2 separate regions of the Mus musculus genome follow, and region 1 is linked to region 2. Evidence: chromatin loops called from intact Hi-C (ENCODE). Cell type or tissue: heart. All regions are shown on one strand. Links, peaks and the distances in the headings refer to the core of each region. The heading gives the core; the rest is flanking DNA. Region 1 holds the start of Zfp729a (zinc finger protein 729a). Region 2 overlaps Zfp65 (zinc finger protein 65).

Evidence for each region. Hi-C counts contacts between places; a loop is a spot of excess contacts. Peaks named below come from ENCODE experiments on the same cell type or tissue, not always from the same donor. Only the 100,000 strongest peaks of a DNase experiment are listed, where the experiment ranks them.
Region 1: a loop joins it to region 2, with 2.6 times the contacts of the local background. A loop is called at or near these places in 13 of 42 quality-filtered maps.

What each region holds. Positions count from the first base shown.
Region 1 is chr13:67,630,570-67,641,999 of GRCm38, forward strand. It overlaps Zfp729a (zinc finger protein 729a), which reads right to left and starts at 7,212. Exons shown (of 4, transcript NM_183146.4): 1 at 7,078-7,212. The coding sequence starts at 7,113. In heart, for the core only: a CTCF peak has its summit at 6,784; a DNase peak (open chromatin) is centred at 7,232; H3K4me3 peaks cover 1,135 bases; H3K27ac peaks cover 874 bases.
Region 2 is chr13:67,717,687-67,729,116 of GRCm38, forward strand. It overlaps Zfp65 (zinc finger protein 65), which reads right to left. Exons shown (of 4, transcript NM_145622.2): 1 at 11,375-11,430. The coding sequence starts at 11,380. Among named protein-coding and RNA genes, the nearest start is that of Zfp65, 5.8 kb to the right of the region's middle. In heart, for the core only: no CTCF peak of the experiment used is centred there; a DNase peak (open chromatin) is centred at 6,655; H3K4me3 peaks cover 1,406 bases; H3K27ac peaks cover 939 bases.

The DNA.
Region 1 (11,430 bases), core at 1,929-9,928, 87 kb before region 2:
ATTTCTGAGTTCGAGGCCAGCCTGGTCTACAGAGTGAGTTCCAGGACAGCCAGGGCTACACAGAAAAACCCTGTCTTGAAAAATTAAAAAAAAAAAACAAAAAACAATCAGTAGCCCTCCTTTATAGAAACCATAAACAGGCTAAAAAGAAATCAGGGAAATAATACTCTTCACAATATCCACAAATAATATAAAATATCTTGGTGTAATTCTAACAAATCAAGTGAAAGACCTGTATGACAAGACCTTCACGTCTCTGAAGAATGAATGTGAAGGAAATATCATAAGATAGAAAGATTTCTCATGCATAAGGGTAAGTAGGATTAACACAGTGAAAATGGCCATCTCATCAAAAGGAATCTACAGATTCAATGCACTTCTCATCAAAATTCCCATACAATTCTTTACAGACTTTGAAAGAACAATTCTCAACTTCATATTTAAAAAGAACAAAAAAACAAAAAACCACCAGGATAGATAAAACAGTTCTGTACAATAAAAGAACTCCCACGGGTATCATAATCACTGATTTCAAGCAGAACTACAGAGAAAGAGTAATTAAAGAAACCTGTATGGTATTGGTATAGAAACACACAGATTGACCAAGGGAATTGATCAGAAGACCCTGAAATAACCTACACACCTCTGGACACGTAAATTTTGACAAAGAAGCCAAAACCATACATTGGAAGAGAGAAAGCATCTTCAAAAAATGGTGGCAATCTAACTGTATGTCTGCATGTAGAAGAACGCAAATAGATTCATATTCATCTCTCTGCACAAAACTCAAGTCCTAGTAGATCAAAAAACCTCAACATAAAATCAGATACACAGGCTGGAGATATGGCTCAGCAGTTAAGTGCACTGACTGCTGTTTTAGAGGTCCTGAGTTCACTTCCCAGCAACCACATGGTGGCTCACAACCATCTGTAATGGGATCTGATGCACTTTTCTAGTGTGTGTCTGAAGACACCTGCAATGCACTCATATCAATAAAAAATAAATCTTTAAAAAAACAAACCAACAGATACTCTAAATCTAATAGAAGAGAAAGTGGGGAGTAGCCTTGAATGCATTGGTATAGGAACAACTTCCTGAAGAGAACACCAATAACTAAGGCACTAAAATAAACAATTAATGAGTGGGATCTCATGCAACTGGAAACCTTCTGTAAAGCAAAGGACACTGTCATAATGGCAGCCTCCAGAATGGGAAGATTTTCAGCAACCCTAAATCCCACAGTGGGCTGATATCCAATTATATATATATATATATATATATATATATTAAAAAAAACTCAAGAAGTTGGACACCAGCAAACTAAATAACCCAGTTAAAAAATGGGTACAGAGCTAAGCAGAGAATTCTCAGTAGAGGAATCTCTAATGGCTGAGAAACACGTTAAAAAGTTTCTTTGGTCATCAGGGAAATGCAAATCAAAGTGACTCTGAGATTCTACCTTACACCCACAGCACATGCAGGCAAGGATATAGGTAGGGCAATGGAAACACTCCTTGCTTGCTGGTGGGAATGCTAAGTTATATAATCACTATGGAAATCAATGTGGTGGTTTCTCAGAATAATGGGGATAGTTTTACCTCAAGTCTCAGAGAGATCACTCTTGGGCATATACCCAAAAGATGTTCTACCATACCACAAGGACACTTGCTCAACTACATTTGTAGCAGCTTTATTCATAACAGCCAGAAACTGGAAACAACACAGATATCCCTAAGGGACAAATGGATAAGGAAATTGTTATTCATTTACACAGCAGACTATTACTCAGCTATTAAAAACAAGGATATCATGAAGTTTATAGGCAAATTGGTGTAACAAGAAAACTTAGACTTTTTTCAAAACTTACTTTAAGTAGAGTTCTCAAATGCTTCAACCTTCCTTCTAGCCCACATACCAGTGGTAGGGGACAAAAAAGATAAATAGAAAACAGGGTTTGTGGCCCTATTTAGAAGTAGTTCCTTGGGGTAGTTCCCATCTTTGTTGTCAGGATATCAGCAATTGTACTTGCTAGTTTTGTGTCAACTTAACACAGCTGGAGTCATCACAGAAAAAGGAGCTTCAGTTGAGGAAATGCCTCCATGAGATCCAACTGTAAGGCATTTTCTCAATTAGTGATCAAGAGGGAAAGGCCCCTTGTGGGTGGGACCATCTCTGGGCTGGTAGTCTTGGGTTCTATAAGAGAACAGGCTGAGCAAGCCAGGGGAAGTAAGCCAGTAAGGCAGTAAAGTCCATGGTTTCTACATCAGCTGCTGCACCCTGACCTGCTTGAGTTTCAATCCTGACTTCGTGATGAACAGCAGTATGGAAGTGTAAGCCGAATAAACCCCTTCCTCCCCAACTTGGTTCTTGGTCATGATGTTTGTGCAGGAATAGAAACCCCAACTAAGACAGCAGTACAATCCAATTACAAAACATCAAGCATGAATCAGGACACATGGCAAGATCCAACAGAAAGCACAAGGAACCACTGAATTCATATGAATCAGTAGAAGCAGCCAAAATCCCACAGAAGTTCTTTGGTGCATTTCTCTCTATGTAGTGAAGACCAGCAGAGCTTTGCAGGTCCTATCAATGCAGAAGCACCCTCTCACTGTGTGTGGGGTTCTATTTATCTTCTTTCTAAATATCACCCACCTTCTCAAGCATCTGCTCTCAGCAAAACATCACATGCCCTCTGACGAGACAGCTTCCAGCAAAACATTACATGACACAACTGAATTTAAAGAAACTAGAAACTTGCACTTCATCTTCCTGAGTGACATAGTCCAGAACCAAAAAGATATGCATAATATATACTCACTTATAAGTGGATATTAGCTACAAAGATACCCTAGAGACAATCCACAGATCCAGACACACTAAATAAAAAGGAGGGCCCAATGGAGTTTGCTTGATTCTCACTCAGAATGGAATTAGTCATCAGAAGTAGATGGAGAGGAAGGGGATTGGGAAGGATATGGGGATGAAGGATCAGGTGTAGGGAAAGCCTGGGAGAGAGGGGCCAAAAGAATGAGTAAAATTTGGTGGTGGGCCAGGTTGAGGAAGGGGATCATTTATGTGATATGCTGGAGATCTGGGATGGGAGAGGCTCCTGTGAGCCTATAGGGGTGACACTAGTTGAGACTCCTAACATTAGGGAAGATGCAACCTAAAATGGTTACCTCCTGTAGCCAGGCAGTACTCCCAGGGGAGAGATGAGGATGCCAAACCTTCAGCTCAAAATGTGTCCTGCCTACAAAAAGTGCATGGACAAAGATGGAAAAGAGACTGAGGAAATAGCCAACTAATGATGGGCCCAACGTGGACAGTTTCCATGGATAAGAACTTTCACTGATACTCTGTTAGGCTTGCAGACAAGCCTGGTTTAACTGTCGTCTGAGAGGACCCATCCAGCGACTCTCTGAAACAGATGCAGAGACCTACAGTCAAACATTATTAGCCAGAGCTGAGGGAATATTGTAGAAGAGTTGGGGAAAGGATTGTGGGATTGGGAGAGGGTAGGGACTCCACAAAAGACCAACGGAGTCAACTACTAACCTGGACCCTTGTGGGTTTCCAGAGAGGGAACCACCAAGCACAGAGCATACATGGACTAGACCCACAGCTCACCTCCACACATATGTAGCACAAAGGCCGCTTGGCCTTCATATGGATCTCCCAAAGCCTGAAGTGGAGGTTATCCCTGACCCTGTTTCCTGACAGTGGAGCCTGAGTCGCGATCTGGGCTGCCTCACCTAGCTTCATTGGAAAGGTATGTGTCTACTCCTCCAGTGACTACATGTGCCAGTAGGGGTTGGTCGGGGAGGAAGGAAGTGGTGCATGGGGAGAGGGGCAATGGGAGGGGGTCCTGGGAGAAGACTGGGCGGGGGGGCTGTGATTGGGATGAAAAGTAGCTAAATACACAAATGAATGGACAAGAAAGAAGAAAGAAAAGTGTCCTTGAACTCACTGACAGACATATTTTAAAGGCAGAAAATGACATCAACCTGTGCTTCTCGGGTGTATTCCTTTCTTCTTTTGATGCCCATCAAAATCAGTACAAATGAGGTTTCTGCATTCTTTTCATGGCCACTTGACATGCACACAGCCCAGACCAGAAACTGAATGACATCACCCAACACAGGACCCTTCAGAGTTTCCCAGAACGACCTGTCTAACATAACAAGGTTGCTGCCTGAGTCTGTTAAAATGAGTGAGTCGATTATTCATACCATCGCTCACAGTATTAGAATGAAATGAAAAGAGCCTCGAGGAAAAGGGCAGGACTGCAAGCATAGGAGACTGGACTCCTCCCTGAGGAAGAGGAAGGAAACCCACCTTGACAGATTACTGCCTGGATGGCGGTGATACCACATGTGACAGACAGTGGTAGATGCAGTTGTCATTTTCCATTGGCAGAGTCAGATGTTCTGAAAACTTTCAGGTAAAGTCAGACAGCCCATGGGGTCAGGACAGAAAATAATAGAGAATAGTCAGAGTACAAAGAAAGGCTAACATTCCCTGCTAGTCAAGCAAGGCAGAGAGAATGCCCCCCACCCTAACTGCTTGCACAGTAAATGTAAGCAAGATCCTGATCTTCAACACAAGTCATTAACAAAAGGATGCTAGCAAAATACTAGATTGGTAAGGTTTTAGGATTAGGAAGATATCAAGTGGATGGATTCTAGTTAGGTCACTGGTGCTCAGAACTGAGAGCAACAGAAGTAATTACTACACCCAATACAGTATGCTTTAAAAGTCTTTTAAATCAAGGGGTCTCAAGTAGCTTAGGCTCCCCTGAGTTGGCTATGAAGGAAAGGATGACTTTGAACTCCAGGATTCCTGATTCCTCCCCCAAAACACAGAGATGAATGACACAATAGGCTTTAGCTCACTTGTCTATCATAGGGCTGATTAATAGAAAATATACGACTATTTGGTGTCTGTAAGTTTATATATGAGCACCCTGCTGTACCCTCTCTATGTTGTAATGAATGTGTTTTGGTGTACAAGGTAGCATGTGATTCCCGACTTCATATACTGTTATATTTTCCCTACCGATTAGCATCATTAACTAGGAAATGTTTATTTATTCTAGATGTGGTTGCAAACTCATTGAAAATTCCAGTAGCTAGGACAAGGTGGTCTGAAGCCCATGCTTCCTGACAGTAGACTTGAATGCTGTAAGTCAGGCTCCAGCTCTGGCTCACAAACACTTGGTTTGACTGAAGAGTGATAATATAAGCAAGATCCCCTGAGATAGGGGAGGGGCTGTGGAGGAGAAATCCTGAAAACAAAAAACAAAAACAAAAAACCAAACAGACAAAAAAACCTGTGTGTATTCTGTGAATGCAAAACTCTTGTAAGGAGTCTGTGGGTGCAGAGTCTGATGGCCCACGTGGAAGTTCACTGAGAGGCAGAGCCTGGAATTCTGCAGGTTTAGGGTTAGCTGTCTTACCTTGGGCTGGTTTTACCTTCAGGGTCAGTCCTTGCCTCACTCTGTAGTCGGCCACACAGCTTGTGACAATAGATAAAAACCTCCCAGAATCCACTGACTAGGCAGAACATGAGCTTCTATCAATCCAAAAGCTAAAATCTCATCAGATGGTATCTTAGACATTGAAAATATCTCCAATGTCTCATAGTGCATGCCTCTATCAGACTCACACCAATGTATTTCAAATTTTCCTTGGTCAATGACATTATTTGTTCTGTACAACCATGAAACTGGTTCCATGTTGGAGTATGGAATTTGGTTTAAACTAAATCTATGTTCTTAGATCATGGCTACTCAAATAGCTGTGGACTAAACAATTCTCTTAGCCCTTTAAGAGGAGAACTGTGCATTTTTACATGAACATAAACCTACTATGTGTAAATCATAAGACCCCAAGAGTGCCACGGCTTTTGAAATTTATATTACAACTTTTCAAAATATTTATTTATTTATTTATATGAGCATTCTTTTGCTGACATACCAGAAGAGAACATCAGATCCAATAATAGACGGTTGGGAGCCAACAAGTGGTTGCTGGAATTAAACTCAGGACCTTTGGAAGAATAGGCATGCTCTTAACCAATAAGCCATCTCTCCTTCCCTATCTTACAGCTTTTCAAATACAGTTGAAAAAATTGGAGAATTCTTTCTAAAACTATTAAGGGTGTGTCACTAAACCTGAATGTCACATTGAGGGACAAAAGAAAATTTAAAAGAGTTCAGACACTGCTGATAACGTGAACTCTAGGAAGAAAAGCACGTGAAGAGACAACAATGTACAGAGTCTGGCAGATTAGAAAGCAATGCACAGAGCCTGGCAGATGAGCAGAGGCATTTCCCCCTTCCCTTTCAGACTTTCCAGTGCCACCCTGTGATCTCTCATCACCCCAAGTCGTCTCTCACATCTGAAAAGGAGTCAAAATTTTGGACACAACACATACTCAGAACTGTTGAGGTATTATTGTCTAGTGATTTTTAATCTTTAGTGTAAAATCCTATTTATTTGGATTGTGCAAACACTGGTTCATACCAACTACAAGATTATTTTGTGGTTTTATAGCCATGTATTGTCGCATTCAGGTCACAAAGGTGTCTATCAGAAAATGTGATTTGAATCAGGGCATCCGTGAGTCTAACAATTCATTCCAAAGGAACAGGAACTAACATCCCACACAACAGTTTGCCCTCCCTCACAGGATTCTTGCTCCTTGGACACTAGGAACTTTAGGAAGCTGTTTGAGCTCAAACCAGGAGTAGTCTCCAGGACATAACATACAGAGGGCGCTACAAGTCCAAGTGCTCTGTATGCCCTGAGAATCTGACTACAGTCACGTGAGAACGGGTCAGCTAGGTAATGATGAGTGCGCTCCCGTCAGCATCTCGGGAACAGGCAGTCAGCAGACCCAGCCTGCCCTTGCCATCCTGTTGTTTTCAACCTTCTCCCCTTCAAACCCGTGCCCAGGCGCAGCGGCCCAGCTTAGGTCAGCACAGCATCTCCAGGTCAGCAGCTTCCTGCCTCTCAACAAGCCCGAGCCAGCTCCCTCCGTGCCCTACCTGCCACCCTGCACAGCCCCTCAGACCTGAAAGAAGGCGCTGGTCCCTGCACCGAACTCCATCTCAGAAATCCAGATGCAGCGCTGAGCAGGACAACTGCATACATTTGAGGAGTGAAGTTTGAAGGAAGAATAAGGAAGTTCGAGTCCGATGGCCCTTTCTAATGACGAAACAGGAACCAGGACTACACTTCCCACAAGTCAGTTGGAAGGACTTACAGGGACCCCACCTAAGATGTCTTGTGCATTGCCTGCCTTGCGGTCCAGCTGTGGGCAGCTGAAGTTGGAAAGAACTAAGCTGCAGCACATGGGCAGCCACAGGGAAAGTGGGCTTTTAAAAAAGTCTTTGGTTACAGCAAGCGATGTTAGCCTGTGAGCTGAGTTTCACAGTAATGTTTATCACATTTCCTTGTTATCTCTGCTAAAACATTGTGAGATTAAAGCTTCGATCTTTCTTTCTTTTTTTTTTTTCCCCTTGGTTTTTTAAAGCACAGATTTACTTATGGAATATTACTACCGAATGGAAAATTCATGCTTTCATTGTTTATTTAAAATATGAAAGCAGGAAGTTAATGTAGGAGTGGGCATTATCTCTTTAATATGCTATCAAAACCATCCCAGGTGCTGAAGACAGAATTAGAAATCAAACTGAGTCACCACGAAGTGTTTTCTGAGCACTTGCTTTCCTCCTCTGAATCTCTCCCAAGAGGAGGGGCAGAGCTCCTTGGATCACAATGGTGTGTGTACTGGCTCTTCAATTTCCCTCTGTGTTTGGTTTGATGTTCCTTATTGATTTTCCTGTCTCCACTGATCCTGTCATCATTCACATTTGATAATACTTGAACATTACTGGTAGCTGCCTTGCACTTCCCTCACTTCTCCTAAACAGAACACCGAGATAGTTCCTCCTGGAATTCAAAGGTATCAGAAATATGTTCATATCACTGTAAAATGAGGTCGATGTATTAAAGAAGTTAGACTGGAAACTTGGAGTATGGAGAATTCCCATCTTTTCGTGGGAAGGTTTATTCCTGTGTAGTTCATGCTTGAGTTAAAGCTACAAATGGCATTACAGAAAAGTCTTCATACTTCCCTGAGGCACAATAATTCAAAGCCAAGCTGTTTCAGAGCAGAGACTGTGCAAAATCCCATTCCAATTTTTCTTCTCTAGGGAGTGTGTTTGCCTAGGGATCAGAACAGATTCCTTAACTTAGAAAAACTAGAGTCAACAAGCAGTACATTCACCTGGACATTTGATTGGCATGTCTGTTTAGAATGAGGTCATGAGTGGTCTGTCATCCCCCTGATGGCTGTAGTGAAGGGCATTGCCAACAACCAGAAGGACTTAACATTTCTGAGCATAGTTAGTTTTCCAATATGTGTATGTGTTGAGGTTTGGTATGTTGCTATGTATTGTAATACTAAATTTTATATCTGAAGGTCTAAGCTTACCATGGACCTCTCACATTTAAAAGGTTCTGTTGTGCAAACCTTGTTCCTTGATTGAAAACTATTAGTTAAATCAAATTTGGTACAGCCTATTACTGGAAGGACTAGAAGTAGGTGGCTTTTGAGTTAGGTGGTATGGGGTGGAGAAGAGAGAGAAGGAAAAGAGGCCAGGAAAAGGAGGAAGAATGGGTGAAGAGGATGAGCTGCCATGGGGGGGGGGTGTACATGGCTGGGAGAAACATTAAGTATCTGAAGTACACCACTGGGAAGGTAGCCAAGAAAGCAGTTAGAGGAAGAGTAAATTAGGGGTTGAACCCCAGTACTTGTCAAAGCCAGATGAAATAACCTCGAGTCTGAACCTCTTTTACTTGTAAGCTAGTTAGGGATAAGCCCTTATGAAAGAAAACATTTAATTGGAACTGGCTTACATTTTCAGAGAGTCAGTTCAATATCATCATGGTAGAAAGCATGGTAAGGTTTAGGCAGAAATGAGAGGTCTACATTTTTATCTGCAGGCAGCAGAAGGGGGTCTGTCTTCTGCATACAGCAAGGAAGAGGCTCTGGGTCACACTGGCCAGACTCAACCACATATATGAGTTATCCAAACAACACCTCCTGACATGCTTCCTGTAGAAAGACTATACCTCAAATCAGGCCATACCTCCTAACAGTACAACTTCCCATGGACCAAGCATATTCAAACTATCAGTGTCTCCTTGTTATACAATAATCAAACCACTAAAGATTAGAATCAGTTCCTCAGGAAATAGACAAGATTATGTTTTCAATAAAAAGATATAGACTGTGATAACTCTAGCTTGTGTCAATTTGACACAAAATCAACCAGTCCGATGGCCATGTAATTCATTACCAGATTTGTGAAACCTTTCAGAAGCAAGGCTAATAAACCCTTTCCTCCCCAACTTGCTTCTTGGTCATGATGTTTGTGCAGGGATAGAAACCATGACTAAGATAATTTGGTACTAGGAATGGGGTATTCATTTGACAACCTGACTATGTTTTGGGGAGGACTGTGGAAAGATTTTGGAACTTTTCGCTAGAAGATCCATTTTGTGTTAAGTGCTCTGTGGTATGTTCTATAGGAGCTTGGAAAATAATGTTAAGAAGAGTGCAGAAGATGGAGGCCTGGCTTGTGAAATTTCAGAGGGAATATTAAAGACTCTTATCAGAAAAAAAAAGAAAAGAAAGAAAGAAAGAAAGCTGAGCAAGCCAGTGGAGGCAAGCCAATAAGAAACATCCCTCCATGGCCTCTGCATCAGCTCCTGCTTCTTGGCCTGCTTGAGTTCCAGTCCTCACTTCCTTTGGTGATGAACAGAAGTGTGGAGGTGTAAACTGAATAAACCCTTTCCTCCCCAACTTGTTTCTTGGTCAAGATGTTTGTGCAGGAATAGAAACCCTGACTAAGACAATTAGTTACCATTGTCTAAATAACAGTCTTTATTCAGAATCATCTGAAATAAGTTTTTATATGCAAAAGAAGTTTCTCTGCATATTGAGAACTATATTAAGAGGTTTAGAAAAATCTGATATAAACATGAGAGTTCTGATTTGACTTCTGACTCTGAATTATGTTACTTATGTTTTCTGATTTATAACCTGCTTCTCCTGATTTATTGCCATCTGTGTAAAAGGTAGGAGCTTTCGAAAATATTGTTCATCTCAATAACTGAGGAAGAATCCAATTAGTCTGTGTGTGTGTGTGTGTGGTTTGTTGTTGTTTTTGCTTTTGTGGGGTTTTTTTTGTTAATTTCTTCCCCCCCAAAATTATTGCAAGTTCCTTGCCAATCCTTATTGATTACCTATAATGTGATAACTTCAGCATTAGTGTAAGGCACTGCAATCTATGATGGGTTTATTCTTGGTAATTGATGAAGTGTTATTCTCCCTCTCATAATCAAATTAAAAAATTTTCTGTATATGTTTGTAACTTTTTGCTCTGTTTATGTGTTTGAAATATCTATTCTAATATATTATCTTTTCTATATATGAGAATTCCTGTGAGGGAATGAAAGAAGCCAAAAATAACACAATCTAGTTTGGGATTCAAGCAGTCATCCTATATCTCTTTTCTACCAGAGTCAATTATTTTTTAGATTCAGCAGATAATTTTCATGGAGTACTTAAGTTTGCATCACCTTGTAAAATTTGAAATAAATCCCCACCTCTTACATCCAATCCAATTGTGGGCCTTAGCTAATTGTTGTTTTAACAAAATCTCAATTGTTTGATTTTACCAATGAACACTTGGGAGTCAGATGCCAGGGCGAAAGCCTGATATCTCAGCGAGGCAGAGAAAGCACCTTGCTGACATTCTTTCTCAGCTGATTTATCTCAGAAGGAATCCTCTTTCTCTCATGCCTTTTTAAACAACCTCCTCCAAAAATAATGTCCCTCTTCCTATTTCCTATGTGTTTATCAATCAGTCCGTCCTCCTGTCTCTCTTACACTCTCTGCTCTTTCCTTAATAATCTTATGTTTGGTTCCTGTCAATTTGTTGCATCTGAAAGGAAATAAAACTGTAATTCATGTAATGTATGTTAAATAGCCCAAAGAGTTGTTTCTGAGCTTTGAAACCTGGGGCTGAGAACATAGCAGAACAGACCAGGACATGCCCGGGCAAGCCCATCGCCTCCCTAGCTCCCACCCCTCTGACCTAAGTTAAATGTTACAGGCTGCTGATGTTTAAATGGACCAATCATGTGAAACCGCGCCAATTCCTCCCCCAGCCCCACTCCTTTTCTATAAAACCCCCTAGCTTCCAAGCCTCTTGGTCGAATCCACTGTCTCCTGTTATGTGAGATACGTTTCTACCCGGAGCTCCGCCATTAAAAACCTCTTGTTGTTACATCAAGGTGTTGTGTTCTATTCGTGATTCTTGGGTGCACGCCGAATCGGGAGCTGAGTGGGGGT
Region 2 (11,430 bases), core at 1,927-9,926:
CACACTCATTAAAGAAACTTTAGTAACGCTCAAAGCGCACATTGCACCTCACACAATAATAGTGGGAGACTTCAACACACCACTTTCACCAATGGACAGATCATGGAAACAGAAACTAAACAGGACACAGTGAAACTAACAGAAGTTATGAAACAAATGGATCTGACAGATATCTACGGAACATTTTATCCTAAAACAAAATATACCTTCTTCTCAGCACCTCATGATACCTTCTCCAAAATTGACCACATAATTGGTCACAAAACAAGCCTCAACATATACAAAAATATTGAAATTGTCCCATGCATCCTATCAGATCACCATGGACTAAGGCTGATCTTCAATAACAAAATAAATAATAGAAAGCCAACATTCACGTGGAAACTGAACAACACTCTTCTCAATGATACCTTGGTTAAGGAAGGAATAAAGAAAGAAATTAAGGACTTTTTGGAGTTTAATGAAAATGAAGCCACAACATACCCAAACTTATGGGACACAATGAAAGCATTTCTAAGAGGGAAACTCATAGCTCTGAGTGCCTCTAAAAAGAAACTGGAGAGAGCACACACTAGCAGATTGACAACACATCTAAAAGCTCTAGAAAAAAAGGAAGAAAATTCACCCAAGAGGAGTAGACAGCAGGAAATAATCAAACTCAGGGGCGAAATCAACCAAGTGGAAACAAGAAGAACTATTCAAAGAATCAACCAATTGAGGAGTTGGTTCTTTGAGAAAATCAACAAGATAGATAAACCCTTAGCCAGACTCACTAGAGTGCACAGGGAAAGCATTCTAATTAACAAAATCAGAAATGAAAAGGGAGACATAACAACAGATCCTGAAGAAATCCAAAACACCATCAGATCCTTCTACAAAAGGCTATACTCAACAAAACTGGAAAACCTGGATGAAATGGACAAATTTCTAGACAGATACCCAGGTACCAAAGTTAAATCAGGATCAAGTTAACGATCTAAACAGTCCCATATTCCCTAAAGAAATAGAAGCAGTTATTAATAGTCTCCCAGCCAAAAAAAGCCCAGGACGAGACGGGTTTAGTGCAGAGTTCTATAAGACCTTCAAAGAAAAAAAAAGAAAAAAAGAAATTAGGGAAACAACACCCTTCTCAATAGTCACAAATAATATAAAATATCTTGGCGTGACTCTAACTAAGGAAGTGAAAGATCTGTATGATAAGAACTTCAAGTCTCTGAAGAAAGAAATTAAAGAAGATCTCAGAAGATGGAAAGATCTCCCATGCTCATGGATTGGCAGGATCAATATAGTCAAAATGGCTATCTTGCCAAAAGCAATCTACAGATTCAATGCAATCCCCATCAAAATTCCAACTCAATTCTTCAACGAATTAGAAAGGGCAATCTGCAAATTCATCTGGAATAAAAAAAACCTAGGATAGCAAAAACTCTTCTCAAGGATAAAAGAACCTCTGGTGGAATCACCATTCCTGACCTAAAGCTGTACTACAGAGCAATTGTGATAAAAACTGCATGATACTGGTATAGCGACAGACAAGTAGACCAATGGAACAGAATTGAAGACCCTGAGATGAACCCACAAACCTATGGCCACTTTTATCTTTGACAAGGGAGCTAAAACCATCCAGTAGAAAAAAGACAGCATTTTCAACAAATGGTGCTGCATAACTGGAGGTTATCATGTAGAAGAATGCGAATTGATCCATTCTTATCTCCTCATACTAAGGTCAAATCTAAGTGGATCAAGGAACTCCACATATAACCAGAGACACTAAAACTTATAGAGGAGAAAGTAGGGAAAAACCTCGAAGATATGGGTACAGGGGAAAAATTCCTGAATAGAACAGCAATGGCTTGTGCTGTAAGATCGAGAATTGACAGATGGGACCTCATAAAGTTGCAAAGCTTCTGCAAAGCAAAAGACACTGTCAGTAAGACAAAAAGACCACCAACAGATTGGGAAAGGATCTTTACCTATCCTAAATCAGATAGGGGACTAATATCCAATATATATAAATAACTCAAGAAGGTGGACTTCAGAAAATCAAATAACCCCATTAAAAAATGGGGCTCAGAACTGCACAAAGAATTCTCACCTGAGGAATACTGAATGGCAGAGAAGCACCTGAAAAAATGTTCAACATCCTTAATCATCAGGGAAATGCAAATCAAAACAACCCTGAGATTCCATCTCACACCAGTCAGAATGGCTAAGATCAAAACTTCAGGTGACAGCAGATGCTGGCAAGGATGTGGAGAAAGAGGAACACTCCTCCATTGTTGGTGGGATTGCAAGCTTGTACAACCACTCTGGAAATCAGTCTGGCGGTTCCTCAGAAAAATGGACATAGTACTACCTGAGGATACAGCAATACCTCTTCTGGGCATATATACAGAAGATGTTCTAACTGGTAAGAAGGACACATACTCCACTATGTTCATAGCAGCCTTATTTATAATAGCCAGAAGACTGAAAGAACACAGATGCCCCTCAACAGAGGAATGGATAAAAAAAAAAATGTGGTACATTTACACAATTTTGGGATAGCTATTAAAAAGAATGAATTTAAAAAATTCCTAGGCAAATGGATGGACCTGGAGGGCATCATCCTGAGTGAGGTAACACAATCACAAAGGAACTCACACAATATGTACTCACTGATAAGTGGATATTATCCCAGAAACTTAGGATACCCAAGATATAAGATACAATTTGCTAAACGCATGAAACTCAAGAACAAAGACCAAAGTGTGGACACTGTGCCCCTTCTTAGAATTGGGAACAAAACACCCATCGAAGGAGTTACAGAGGCAAAGTTTGAAGCTGTGACGAAAGGATGGACCATCTAGAGACTGCCATATCCAGGGATTCATCCCATAATCAGCTTCCAAACGCTGACACCATTGCATACACTAGCAAGATTTTGATGAAAGGACACAGATATAGCTGTCTCTTGTGAGACTATGCCAGGGCCTAGCAAACACAGAAGTGGATGCTCACAGTCAGCTATTGGATGGATCACAGGGCCCCCAATGGAGGAACTAGAGAAAGTACCCAAGGAGGTAAAGGGCTCTGCAACCCTATAGGTGGAACAACATTATGAACTAACCAGTACCCTGGAGCTCTTGACTCTAGCTGCATACATATCAAAAGATGGCCTAGTCGGCTATCACTGGAAAGAGAGGACCATTGGACTTGCGCACTTTATATGCCCCAGTACAGGAGAATGCCAGGGCCAAAAATTGGGAGTGGGTGGGTATGGGAGTGGGTGGGAGGGTATGGGGGACTTTTGGGATAGCATTGGAAATGTAAATGAGGAAAATACCTAAGAAAAAATATTAAAAAAAAAAAGGAAAGCAGAAAGAAAAGTGTCCTTGTACTCACTGACATATATATTTTAAAGGTAGAAAATGACAAAAAAGCCTGTGCTTCTCGGGTGTATTCCTTTCTTCTTTTGATGACCATCAAAATCAGTACAAATGAGGTTTCTGCATTTTTTTTTTCATGGCCTCTTGACATGCACACAGCCGAGACCAGGAACTGAATGACATCACCCAACACAGGACCCTTCAGAGTTTCCCAGAATGACCTGTCTAACATGACAGGGTTCCTGCCTGAGTCTGTTAAAATCAGTGAGTCGATCATTTATACCATCACTCACAGTAACATTAGGATGAAATGAAAAGAGCCTGGAGGAAAAGGGCAGGACTGCAAGCATAGGAGACTGGACTCCTCCCTGAGGAAGAGGAAGGAAACCCACCTTGACAGATTACTGCCTGGATGGCGGAGATACCACATGTGACAGACAGTAGTAGATGCAGTTGTCATTTTCCATTGGCAGAGTCAGATGTTCTGAAAACTTTCAGGTAAAGTCAGACAGCCCCATGGGGTCAGGACAGAAAATAACAGAGAACAGTCAGAACACAAAGAAAGCTAACATTCTCTGCTAGTCAAGCAAGGCAGAGAGAATGCCCCACCCTAACCGCTTGCACAGTAAATGTAAGCAAGATCCTGATCTTCAACACAAGTCATTAACAAAAAGATGCTAGTGAACTATTAGATTGGTAAGGTTTTGGGATTAGGAAGATATCGAGTGGATGGATTCCTGTCAGGTCACTGGTGCTCAGAACTGAGAGCAATAGAAGTAATTACTACACCCAATACAGTATGTTTTAAAAGTCTTTTAAAAACAAGTTGTCTCATGTAGCTTAGGCTAACTTGAATTGGCTATGAAGGAGAGGATGACTTTGAACTCTAGGATTCCTGACTCCTCCCCAAAACACAGAGATGAATCACACAATAGGCTTTAGCTCACTTTTCTATCATGGGGCTGATTAATACAAAATATACGACTATTTGGAGCCTGTAAGGTTATATATGAGCACCCTGCTGTACCCTCTCTATGTTGTAAGGAATGTGTTTTGGTGTACAAGGTAGCATGTGATTCCTGACTTCATATACTGTTATATTTTTCCTACCGATTAGCATATTAACTAGGAAATGTTTATTTATTCTAGATATGGTTGCAAACTCATTGAAAATTCCAGTAGCTAGGTCAAGGTGGTCTGAAGCCTATGCTTCCTGACTGTAGACTTGAATGCTGTAAGTCAGGCTCCAGCTCTGGCTCACAAACACTTGGTTTGACTGAAGAGTGATAATATAAGCAAGATCCCCTGAGATAGGGGGAGGGGCTGTGGAGGAGAAATCCTGAACCTCCCCCCCCCACACACACACAAATACCTATGTGTATTCTGTGAATGCAAAACTCTTGTAAGGAGTCTGTGTGTGCAGAGTCTGATGGCCCACGTGGAAGTTCACCGAGGGGCAGAGCCTGGAATTCTGCAGGTTCAGGGTTAGCTGTCTTACCTTGGGCTGGTTTTACCTTCATGGATAGTCAGTCCTTGCCTCACTCTGTAGTGGGCCACACAGCTTGTGACAATAGATAAAAACCTCCCAGAATCCACTGACTAGGCAGAACATGAGCTTCTATCAATCCAAAAGCTAAAATCTCATCAGATGGTATCTTAGACATTGAAAATATCTCCAATGTCTCAGAGTGCATGCCTATTTCAGACTCAAACCAATGTATTTTAAACTTTCCTTGGTCAATGACATTATTTGTTCTGTACAATCATGAAACTGATTCAATGTTGGAATATGAAATTTGGTTTAAATTAAATCTATGTTCTCAGATCATGGCTACTCAAATAGCTCTGGACTAATCTATTCTCTTAACCCTTCAAGAGGAGAACTGTGCATTTTTGCATGAACATAAACCTACTATGTGTAAATCATAAGACCCCAAGTATTTATTTATTTATTTACTTATGTATTTATGTATATAAGCATTCTTTTGCTGACATACCAGAAGAGAACATCAGATTCAATTAGAGATGGTCAGGAGCCACGAAGTGGTTGCTGGGAATTAAACTCATGACCTCTGGAAGAACAGCCAGTGCTCTTAACCACTGAGCCATCTCTCCAGTCCAATCTTACAGCTTTTCAAATACAGTTGAAAAACTTGGAGAATTCTTTCTAAAACTATTAACGGTGTGTCAGTAAACCTGAATGTCATATTGAGGGACAAAGGAAAATTTAAGAGAGTTCAGACAATGCTGATAACGTGAACACAAAGAAGAAAAGCACGTGAAGAGACAACAATGTACAGAGTCTGGCAGATTAGAGAGCAATGTACAGATCGTGACAGAGTAGAGAGCAATGTACAGAGCCTGGCAGATTACAGATGAACAGAGCCATTTCCCCCTTCCCTTTCAGACTTTCCAGCCCCACCCTGCCATTTCTCATCACACCAAGTCATCTCTCACATCTGAAAAGGAGTCCAAATTTTGGACACAACACATACTCAGAACTGTTGAGGTATTATTGTCTAGTGATTTTTAATCTTTAGTGTAAAATCCTATTTATTTGGATTGTGCAAACACTGGTTTATACCAACTACAAGATTATTTTGTGCTTTTATAGTCAGGTATTGTCGCATTCAGGTCACAAAGGTGTCTATTAGAAAATCTTATTTGAATCAGGGCATCCACGAGTCGAACAATTCATTCCAAAGGAACAGGAACTAACATCCCACACAACAGTTTGCCCTCCCTCACAGGATTCTTGCTCCTTGGACACTAGGAACTTTAGGAAGCTTTTTGAGCTCAAACTAGGAGTAGTCTCCAGGACATAACCTACAGAGGGTGCTGGATGTCCAAGTGCTCTGTATGCCCTGAGAATCTGACTACGGTCACGTGAGAACGGGCCAGCTAGGTAATGATGAGCGCGCTCCCGTTAGCATCTCAGGCAGAGGCAGTCAGCAGACCCAGCCTGCCCTTGCCATCCTGTTGTTTTCAACCGTATCCCCTTCAAACCCGTGCCCAGACACAGCGGTCCGCCTCGGTCAGCATAGCACCTCCAGGTCAGCAGCTTCTTGCCTCACAAAAAGCATGAGCCAGCTCCCTCCGTGCCCTACCTGCCACCCTGCACAGCCCCTTATACCTGAAAAGTGGCGCTGCTCCCTGCACTAACCTCCATCTCAGAAATCTAGATGCAGCTTTGAGTAGGACAACTGCATACATTTGAGGAGTGAAGTTTGAAGAAAGAATAAGGAAGCACGAGTCCGAGGGCCCTTTCTGATGACGTCACTGGGGACGGGACTACACTTCCCACAAGTCAGTTGGAAGGACTTACAGGGACCCACAGAAGAGGTCTTGTGCAGCTGGCCATGCAGCCCAGCTCTGGGCAGCTGAAGTTGGAAAGAACCAGGCTGCAGCATGTGGGCAGCCACAGGGAAATTGGGCTTTTAAAAAAGTCTTTGGTCACAGCACGCGATGTTAGCCTGTGAGCTGAGCTTTTCACAGTAATGTTTATCACATTTCCTTGTTATCTCTGCTAAAACATTGTGAGTTTAAACCTCGGATCTTTTTTGTTTCTTTGTTTGTTTGTATTTGGTTTTTTAAAAGCACATCTCTACTTATTAGAATCTTACTAAGGAGTGGAAAATTCATGATTTCATGGTTTTCTTAAAATATGAAAAAGGAAGATAATGTAATAATGTAAGAGTGGGCATTATCTCTTTAAGATGCCATCGAAACCATCCCAGGTGTATAAGACTGAATTAGAAATCAAAGTGAGTCACCACCAAGTGTTTTCTGAGCACTTGCTTTCCTCCTGTGAATCTCTCGCAAGAGGAGGGGCACAGCTCCTAGGATCACAATGGTGTGTGTACTGGCTCTTCGATTTCCCTCTGTGTTTGGTTTGATGTTCCTTATTGATTTTCCTGTCTCCACTGATCCTGTCATCATTCACATTTGATAATACTTGAACATTACTGGTAGCTGCCTTGCACTTCCCTCACTTCTCCTAAACAGAACACTGAGATAGTTCCTCCTGGAATACACCAGGCAACATACCATCAATTTTTAAAATAACTGATGAAATGTGGAAGGCCTTACCACATTCTTCACACTTGTATGGTTTCTCTCCTGTATGAATTCGCTTGTGTTCCAAAAGTATTGATGGAAAGTGGAAGGCCTTTCCACATACTTCACACTTGTATGGTTTCTCTTCTCAATGAATCTTTTTATGTCTGGAAAGTCTTGATGGATGTTGGAAGGCCTTGCCACATATATCACACTTGTAGAGATTCTCTCCTTTATGAATTATCTTGTGTTTAGAAAGTAATAATGGAATGCAGAAGGCCTTGCCACAAACTTCACATTTGTAAGGTTTTTCTCCTGTATGAATTCTGTTCTCTTCAGAACTTAATGATGGAATATGTGAGGACTTGGCACATTCTTCACTCTGTAGGGATTCATTCCTAAATCAAGCATCTGGCGATTTTGGCCACCAGCCCAGATATAGCACCTCGCATGTCAGGCTGTGCCATGTTCCATCAGTCACTAGGAAAATGTTATATAGGCTAATACACAGTCTGATCTTAGAGAGGTATTTCCTAAATTGATATTTCCATACTCTCATAAGTAAAGTTTGTTTCAAGTGTACAATAATCTAGCCAGAACAATAAAAAATAAATTGTAATCTTCTGAAAAAATATATACTTTAGTGTCCCCTGCTAGTATTATACTACAGCACACATTATGCATATTTCTCACAGTAGAGAGCCATTGTGACGGAGAAGGTACTTCTCAAACCAATATGCACTATCACAATGACAAATCCATTGAAAATGCAGATCTGATGAGAACCTCTGGGCTGAGGTCAGCATCCTGAGCATGTACATAGAGATGCAAATGACAGCGTACCAAGGGTCTGAGTTTGAGCAGCCAATGGGTAGATATATGAAGAGCTCGTAGACAATATAATCACAGTATATTAACAAGGTATGAATAGGAAATTTAGCAATAAGTGGAGTCACTGTGGGAATCTACACAGACCCAAGACTGTCTCAGAGGCTCCACAAAAGGACAATGGGAACTTTAGTTTTCTGTCTTCAGCCAGGAGTGGACTTCGCCAGGCAAATCTGACACAGGATACAGTGCCATGAAGGAGTCAATGTTGCAGTTATAGGGGGATCCAACACTTCTCCTGCAACTGGGGATATCTGCCCTAAGGCAGCTGTTTCTGAGGTACCCTGTGCTCTCATTACCATCCGTGTGTGATTCATCTCTGCATGGACTCCTAGAGTAGCACCCACTTCCTCATTCCCAAGCCTCTCACCTGTGTCTCTAAAAGGTTCAAGCCAGGTTTCTCCACTATGTTCCCAGGAGAGTCGCTGCCCGTCTCTGTGTGTACTAACAAGCATCCTCATCTGTTGTTATCAGCCTCTTTCCTGCCTTTCCTCTCTTTGTTCTGTGCTCACAAATCTAACATCATCCATGTTTTCACTAATGACCATATTGCGTGCTGTAACATCACTGAATAATATCACAAATTAAGCAGTGAATTGAGGAGCAAAACAGAGAGAAACTGTACCGCAATTCCCTAAGTCTTTTACTTTTATGATGTCACTAAAAACTCATTCAAACTAAAGACATGCACTTGTAACCACATTAAGATGACCTCAAAATTACCAAAAAGAAGAATATAAAGAAAAATAATGTATTTGGGTTAAGGAATATAGAGCTGTTTCATAATGGAAAAAAATAAAGGAAGCTGTTTTAAGTCAGACACACAAAACTAATAAAACAACAATCACTTTTGCAGCATGTGGCTGACTGGTGGTCATGCCTGTATTTTTTTCCTAAAAACCATATGACTAGATTTCATTAAAAAAAAAAACAACAACAACAACAATATAAAAGATCATGCTGGCATTTGCCCTTAGTATACTACAAGATATCATAAGATAGAAAGGTTCCCTATGCACAAGGGTAAGTACGCTTAACAATGAAAATGGCCGTCTTAGCAAAATCAACCTACAAATTCAATGCACTTCTCACCAAAATTCCCACGTAATTCTTTACAGATCTTTAAAGAACAATTCTCAATTTGATAATTATATATATATATATATATATATATATATATATATATATATATAAAGGCCCATGTTGCTGTACCATCAATACATTGTAAGGAATGTGTTTTGATGTACAAGGCAGGATTCTGACTTCACATACTCCTATATTTTTCCTAAAGATTAGCAACATTAACTAGGAAATGTCTATTAATCTAGATAGGGTTGCAAACTCATTGAAAATCCCAGTAGATAGGACGGAGTTGTCTGAAGCCCATACTTCCTTAGAGTCAGCTTCAATGCCATGAGCCAGGCTCACTAATTCTTGATTTGACTGAAGAGTGACAATATAAGCAAGATCACCTGAGATAGGGGGAGGGGCTGTGGAGGAGAAACCCTGAAAAAGCAAACACAAAAACAAAAAAAAAAAATGAGTGTCTGACTGTGAATGCAAAACTCTTGTAAGGGGTCTGTGTGTGCAGAGACTGGTGGCCCATGTGGAAGTTCACGGAGGGGCAGAGCCTGGAATTCTGCAGGTTCAGGGTTGGCTGCCTTACCTTGGGCTGGTTTTCTCTTCAAGGGCAGTCATTACCTTACTCTGTAGTGGACCACACAGCTTGTGACAATAGTTTAAAAGAAACTCCCAGAATCCACTGACTAGGCAGAACATGAGCTTCTATCAGTCCAAAAGCTAAAATCTCATCAAATGGTATCTTTGGTGAATAGAACATCTCCCATGTCTCACAGTACATACCTCTATCAGACTCACATCAATGTATTTTAAAATTTACTTGGCTAATGACATTATTTGTTCTGTAAAACCATGAAACTGCTTCCAAGTTGGAGTATGGAATTTTCACTAAACTAAATCTGTCTTCTCAGATCATGGCCAATTAAATGGCTCTGGGCTAAACTATTCTCTTAACCCTTCAAGAGGAGAACTGTGCATTTTGCATGAACAGGAACCTACTATGTGTAAACCTTAAGACCCCCAAGTGTGCTACAGCTTTTGAAATTTATCTTACAGTCTCTCAAAGACAGTACAAAAACTTGGGGAATCCTTTCTAGAACTATCCAGGAAGCATCAGTAAACCAGAAAGCCACATTGAGGGACAGAGTACTTTTAGAAGAGATTAGTCACTGCTGATAATGTGAACAGACAGAAGTAAATCATGTGGTAAGAGAACAATGTTCAGAGCCTGGCCTATTAGCAGAGATATTTTCTCCCTTCCCTTTCAGGCATTCCAGCCCCTCCCTGCGATCTTTCTCTCATCACACAAGTGTACTATCCTATCAGAAATGCAGTCCAAATTTTGAAAAAATAAATATACTCAGATAGTATTATTGGGGCACTGCTGTCTAGTGATTTTAAGCTTAAGTGTAAAATCCATAATTATTTGGATTGTGCCAACATAAGTTCAAAACAATTCCAAGATTATTCTGTAGCTACATAGCCTTGTATTGTGACGACTCAGGTCACAGAGGTGTACATTAGGAATTCCTACTCAACCCGAGGCATCCATAAATCTAACAATTCATTCCAAAAGAAAAGAAACTAACATCCCACACAACAGTCGCCCTCACAAGACTCTCTGTCCCTGGAACTTCCGGAAGTTCTGTAAGTGCTGGGACTCAGACTACAATCACATGAGTAAGGGTCAGCTAGGCAGAGCAAAGTAGAATGCTCCCTTCAGCATCTCCGCACAGGCAGTCAGCAGACCCAGCCTGCCCTTGCCATCCCCTTGTCTCTAACATTCTTCCCGGCCAATCCTGCTCCTAGGGGCAGTGGCCCATCCTAGGTCAACACAGTACCTCCAGGTCGGCGGCCCCCTCGCCCCCCGCCCCCCCCCCCCCCCCGTCTCCCAACCAGCCTGAGCCAGCTCCCTCCGCGCCTGACCCGCCATCCTGCACAGTCCCTCAGATCTGTACGACCGCACTGCTCCCTGCACCAACCTCCATGTCAGGGATCCAAACCCAAGACACTCGATTAACTTTGGGGAGAAGCAAGG